Regions from separate parts of the Mus musculus genome. Here region 1 is linked to region 2. Evidence: chromatin loops called from intact Hi-C (ENCODE). Cell type or tissue: heart. All regions are shown on one strand. Each heading gives the region's core, and the rest is flanking DNA. Links, peaks and the distances in the headings are about the cores only.

Region 1 (2,906 bases), core at 166-2,665, 220 kb before region 2:
AAGTTTCTTCTTGTGCTTTTCTTTCACTGCAATAGAAAACACCAGAGTCTGTTGTTTTTAAAGCATCTAGAAAGGCTTCATGCAGTGTGTGGTTCGGCATTGCAATATCAAAACACCACGGCCTGATCTGTCATCTGTCAGGTCAGAGGCCAAAGCTCTTCCTTCATCTTTCAGGATTCTGCTGACTACCTCGGACTTCCACAGCGGCAGAAAACACCCCACAAAGATACAAACTTCGTGGCGCTACTCCCGGTACCGGGACAGCCAGGACCACATCCAGGACGGCCAGCCCCACAGGCAGAGCGCGGCCCGGCGCGGCGCACGCGACTCGAGTCGGACACCCGGGGCCCAGAGCAGCCCGCGGCCCGAGCCCCGGAACCAGGACCATTAACGGAACCAGCCCTGGGCGGCGGCGGCCGCCGCTCGGACTGCGGATCCCGGCGCGCGCCGGCCGCCGCGAGGGCGGGGGCTCCGCGGAGGAGCTGGCCGCCCCAGCGCCCCATTGGGCGCCGCTCCAAACGTGCCCGAGTGGTGACAGGAATAAAGTGGGTCACAAGGCCTAGCGGGTCCCGGGCGCGAGCGCTCTCGGCGGCCGACTCGGCCTGCCCCGCGCTAACCCCGCGCCCAGTCTCAAGCGCGACGCGGCCCCGGAACCCCCGGGGCCCGCGGGACCCACCGCGCCCCCCTGCCCTGCAGGTAACCCCCAGCGGCCCCGGGACACTTGGCGCAGGCCCGGCTGAGCGCGACTCTCCAGAGCTCCGCGCTCTCCGCGTCCCCGGACCCCGGCCGCAGCTCCTGCCTCCCGGCCTGGCCCGCACCCCCTTGGCGCCCCGCGCCCTGTTCCCTGCCCCGGTCCCACACACTGCCCCCCGCGCCCTCCCGCGTCCTCACCGTGCCTGAGGCTCCGGCTTCCTCCCTCCCCCGCCCGGGACTCTGCCCGCGGCGGCTCGCGACAGCCGAGCGGCGACAGCCGGGACACGCCACGGCTCCGGGAGCCGGCAGCACCAGGGGCGGCGAGTGCGCGCCCCCGACCCACCCCTCAAAATTCACCGCTACCGCCGCGCTCCTCCCCCTCCCGGCCTTCCCCTCCTCCACGGAACCCGGGAGCACGCATGCGCCACCCAGGCCAGCCGCCCGCCGCGCGCCGGGCCGAGGCCCACCCGGTGGGGCGCACTCACCGGGAGCGCGTGCGCGGCGGCGGCCAGATTTCCTTCGCGCTCTCGCCGTCCGGGGTTTCCTCTCTCCAGCCGGTAGCCGCCAGCCGAGTCCGTGATTGCGCTGCCTCCCGGCGCATGCGTCGTGGGCGCGGGGCTCCGCGGCCGGCCAGGCTCTGCACTCGCCCCTCCCCTCGCGGCCGCCTTCCCTCAGCGCGCCGGGCGCGCATGCGACTTTCCCCGTTAGGCAGCCCCGAAGCCGCGCCTGGGGATCCCGGGCACCCGAGGAAATCCCACTCTTGCAGGCCGGCGTGAGCTCGTTCCACGGCCGCCGAGGGAAGCCGGGATGCCCCGAGGCCCCCTTCCCTTCGCAGGCCGGGAGGCGGGGCCTAGCGGAGGGTGCGGCCGCCCGCAGCGCCCTGGGCGGCTCGCGGTTCCCCGGGATGCGGCGCTCCCAACCAGTGGGAGCCGCCGCCTGGAATGGTGCCTCTGTCCCCGGGAAAGCAGAGAGCTTGGCCTACGCCAAGTTAGACTTCTCCAGCCCAGTGCTCGGTTTCCTCTCCTGGAGGTTCGTGGGATGCCTGGGACTCGGTTTCCCGGCTCCTAGAGACACGCTAGGCTGGCTGCTCCCCGAGATGGACCTGGACGACCCAAGTGACCTCGGCTGTAGCCAGGGAAGCAAAAGGTCGGGATGTGTTTGCTCCTTTTATGAAAAGGCAGGAGGCACTGCAAAAGATGAGCATGGCGCTACGGATGAACCAGGACCCTAGTTTACACTGGTTTCTTAGCTACTGCACCCGAATTACTGGGAAAGAAGCTAATTCATAGCAATTTCTTTTAAAAATCAACTCGTACAGCAAACAGAAGGCAATAAATAAACCTATACTCTTTAGCTCCAAAAATCCTGTCTACAAGGTAATGTTTGTCTCAATAAGAATTAAGTTCTTGGTGTATATTCAGGAAAGAAAAAAAAAAAAAACCAACTTCAAAACTAGGAATTAGCTGCGATCCCCCCCCCCCCCCCCCAGCAATGTGAACTAGGAGGAGAATCCTCAAATTCCTGGCTACGTAGCCAGAACCCTGCCAGGAGAATCTTTCCTTGGCAGTCTTTGTACCGTTTCGCCATCGAAAGGCACAGTTTCTGCTGTCCTAATCCATCTGCTGCTCGCTTAGGTTCACGTCCTTTGAACCCACCCATTCTCCACTCTGTCCTTGTGGTCCAGGCAGGACACTGTGGAGGAGGAAACCTTGGGTTCTCTGTCTCAGGCTGGCAATTACTGCCAAGAAGATTGTTTCCCAGTGAACCTGATACTGAAAGAAAATAATCTTTTCTTGTGTGACTAATGAAAGAGCAGGCACCACGAAGGGAAAAACCAGAAAACAGATTAAAACATGGTGATATAGCCTAGATGCATGAGCGCTGAAATCGATGTGGGCTAGATTCCTTTGGAAAGTTCAGTTAAAGTAATCAATAAACTCGTGAATGTGTTTGTTTTATTGCTTAAAACCAATAAGAGCTTTTCTGCCATCTACAAGTTAGTGTCTTGATCACTGGTAGTAAAAAAGGGGCAGGAGGTAAGGGTACTGAGGCTGGTAAATAGGTTGCAGCCAAATGAATTTGAATGCTTTCCCTGGGTCAAATGTTTTGGCTTTATTCATTCTCTTTTTCTATTATAGTTCCTCTAGTGTGTGTATACACACTATATACATATATAATATATATACATATATATATATATATATATATCAAAA
Region 2 (2,906 bases), core at 154-2,653:
ACGGTGCAAATACTGTGCACAGCTCATCTGTCATATTCTTAAGAAATTCATGCCGAGCGGTGGTGGTGCACACCTTTAATCCCAGCACTTGGGAGGAAGAGGCAGGTGGATTTCTGAGTTCGAGGCCAGCTTGGTCTACAAAGTGAGCTCCAGGACAGCCAGGGCTACACAGAGAAACCCTGTCTCGAAAAACAAAACAACAACAACAACAAAAAATTCATCCTATGTGCCTAGTCCTGCAGTGACTTGATGTCACAGGGTGGGTTGGTATCCAAGAAGGTCTCCACCCCACCCCTTCTCAGAAGAGAAGGGAAGCAGAGAATGAGGGAGAGGCTGGGAAGGAGGGTGAGAATTGGAAGGAGGGGTAGGCTAAGATCCACATGCAAAGTAAATAAATAAATGGAAAAAAAACAGCAAAGAAAAAAAGAAGAAAGAAAACCATCCTGGTAGAGTATGTTATCCTAACTTCGCAATCACCTTTTCTAGTCCTACCTCATTGCGAACTCCTTCAGTATAAAAAAATTGAATGGCTTTTTTTAATTTTTATTTTTTAACCTGGAAATCAAAATTTGCAGCACTCAATCCCTGCCAGGGATGCGGCCTAAATGAATCACTTGTCTTATAGCTCGAACTCTCGGCATCATTTATGTTTCTCACACTGAAACAAGCAAGCATCACCTTTAAAACAAAGATTCTATTTCAGTATCTGATGTGAGGTGGCATGGGTGAAGTTTCTAAAAAAACACCCAAGAAGAAGGTCTGTGCAGTCAGGGTAGAGTATGAAGTGGGTAAATGACCAAAGCTGTTTATGGGAATTAAGTGTCCAGAACTTAAGGGTACTAGTGACATCTATCCCAGAGAATCTGACTTAACTCACTAAAGTTCTTCCAAGAATCTAGTTAGCAGGGTTTTACATATGCACAGGAGAGAACATTTAATGCGCTCTCAAATGAGTTGCTACAAATATTAGAATGGGTACGTCTACAAAAAGGAAACATCACCATTATCAACTCCTCAAATCAGCCTATGCTAACAGTTCTCAACATTCCTAATGCTGCAACCTTTTAATACCTTTCCTCATGTTGCAGTGGGTCCCAACTATTAAATTATTTAATTTCTACTTTAAAACTGTAATTTTGCTACTGTTATCAATTGTAATGCAAATATCTGATATATTGGATATCTGCTATATGACCACTATGAAGGAAGGGGTCGTTTGACCCGCAGGTTGAGAATCACTGGCCTATGTGCTTGCAAGCCCCGCCCCTGTCTTTTCCACGCCCACAGTCCGCCTCTGCCCCATCCATCAAAGCGCTGTTCCGCCTCCTCCAAGTCCATTGGCCAATCTGTTTTTCCTCTACTGTCTCCATTTCCGGCTCCACAGGGTCAACTTCCGGTGCAGAGAGACACGTGACCGGATACGGGAAGTGGCGGGTTCTGGCCGCTGCTTTTCCCTGTTCAATGAAAAGTGCTTCAAAGCTGCTATTGCTGCCGGCGCCCTTCCTGAGTCCGTCTTGGAGCACCAACCTCGGCCGGCCGGCTGGCCTCGCGGTAAGCTTCCGGCCGGGGACCTGCGGTCTTGGAGGTGGTAGCCTAAGTGGAGGCAGTGTTGCATCCGCGCCGGGTCGGCCACTCCCCAGTGACCCGGCCCACCCACCCTGCTCCACTTCGGGGCTGCAGAACCCGGGCTGCGTCCTTCCTTAGCCGGTGCTGTCCGGGGCTCTGGGAAAAGGCGGAGCCGGGAGGCAGCCAAGTCTCTGTCCACAGTTCCGCCCATCCGGGACAGATTTCATTTTTGTCCTACTAGCGTGGCCTGGAAGAGAAAGACGTGACCTGGGCTTCTGCTGGTCCGAATCAATATAACATGTCCTTATAAATCTTCTAAGTGCATTGCCCAGCCTCTGAACAGTTTTTTTTTCTGGATGACATGTCTCCGAGTTGAGATGTCACTGCAGTACATGGGCCCAACCCACTAAGGCACTAGCATGGACACACAGTGTAACGATGGCCCTATTAAGCTGAAGGAAGTATGTATGTACACAATGAACCGAGGTTAGCTGCCTCTGTAACGGGCAGCCTTGAGGTTTTAGAAGGCGAAGATCTAAAGAGAACCCAGAATATGGGCGTGGTTTTTAGACCTGGGAAATAGTTGTGAAGGCCACTATTAATAATACTGGCATAATGTAAAGTTCAGTATAAACACTGGAGAATTCATCTCTAGATCCAAAGAAGACTGACTATCACAATGCTACGTCAACCCGTTCATGTCTTAAAGATTCTCCATTATACCCCAGAGTGCTGCCTGGCACTTAGTGAATAGCAATATTTATATTAGCAATATAATATAGCAATATAGTAGCAATGCTTATGTCTAATTCCTTCATGAGTTATGACCAGCCCTCTGCTGTTTTTACCGTTTACCATGTACTATGGTGAATATTGGCCATTGCTAATGGTTCTTTTGGCCAGCTTTTACTATTGCAATCAAGCAGGTTACGCCAAGAGCTTGTTAGTGAGTACCCAACACACAAACCTGTGATAGAGCACCCCTCCTCCTCCTACTACTCAAGAGATGGCTGTGGAGATCTAGGAGATGACACTCATGTCCCCATTAGATAGCAAGCATTTGCCTCGTAAATACAGTAAGGGCTCTATACATTTACATGAAAAGAGCCGTGTGGATTGAGACTTTCATTGAGTCAACTAAATACAAATGGAGAAATGTAGGTTTGAATAAGGAAAAGATAGTGGTATGCCCTGCATGGGAAAGTGCTTAAGCAAAGAAAGAACAGAGTGTTCTGAGTGCAAGGCATGTCTTGAGAAAGCTGGGTTGCTGTTGACCAGGTGTGTGGTAGAATGAGAACTGCTTTAAAGTTATTTACTAGTTTTTCAGGGAACTTGTAGAA

The links. Hi-C counts contacts between places; a loop is a spot of excess contacts. Peaks named below come from ENCODE experiments on the same cell type or tissue, not always from the same donor. Only the 100,000 strongest peaks of a DNase experiment are listed, where the experiment ranks them.
Region 1: a loop joins it to region 2, with 5 times the contacts of the local background. A loop is called at or near these places in 16 of 42 quality-filtered maps.

Annotation. Positions count from the first base shown.
Region 1 is chr5:76,303,477-76,306,382 of GRCm38, forward strand. It overlaps Clock (circadian locomotor output cycles kaput), which reads right to left and starts at 1,316. Exons shown (of 23, transcript NM_001289826.1): 1 at 1,179-1,316; 2 at 1-26. It overlaps Gm7467 (predicted gene 7467), which reads left to right and starts at 1,400. Exons shown (of 1, transcript NR_152171.1): 1 at 1,400-2,051. In heart, for the core only: no CTCF peak of the experiment used is centred there; DNase peaks (open chromatin) are centred at 475, 805 and 1,325; H3K4me3 peaks cover 2,396 bases; H3K27ac peaks cover 1,933 bases.
Region 2 is chr5:76,527,912-76,530,817 of GRCm38, forward strand. It overlaps Exoc1 (exocyst complex component 1), which reads left to right and starts at 1,400. Exons shown (of 19, transcript NM_001289770.1): 1 at 1,400-1,551. In heart, for the core only: no CTCF peak of the experiment used is centred there; a DNase peak (open chromatin) is centred at 1,350; H3K4me3 peaks cover 1,545 bases; H3K27ac peaks cover 803 bases.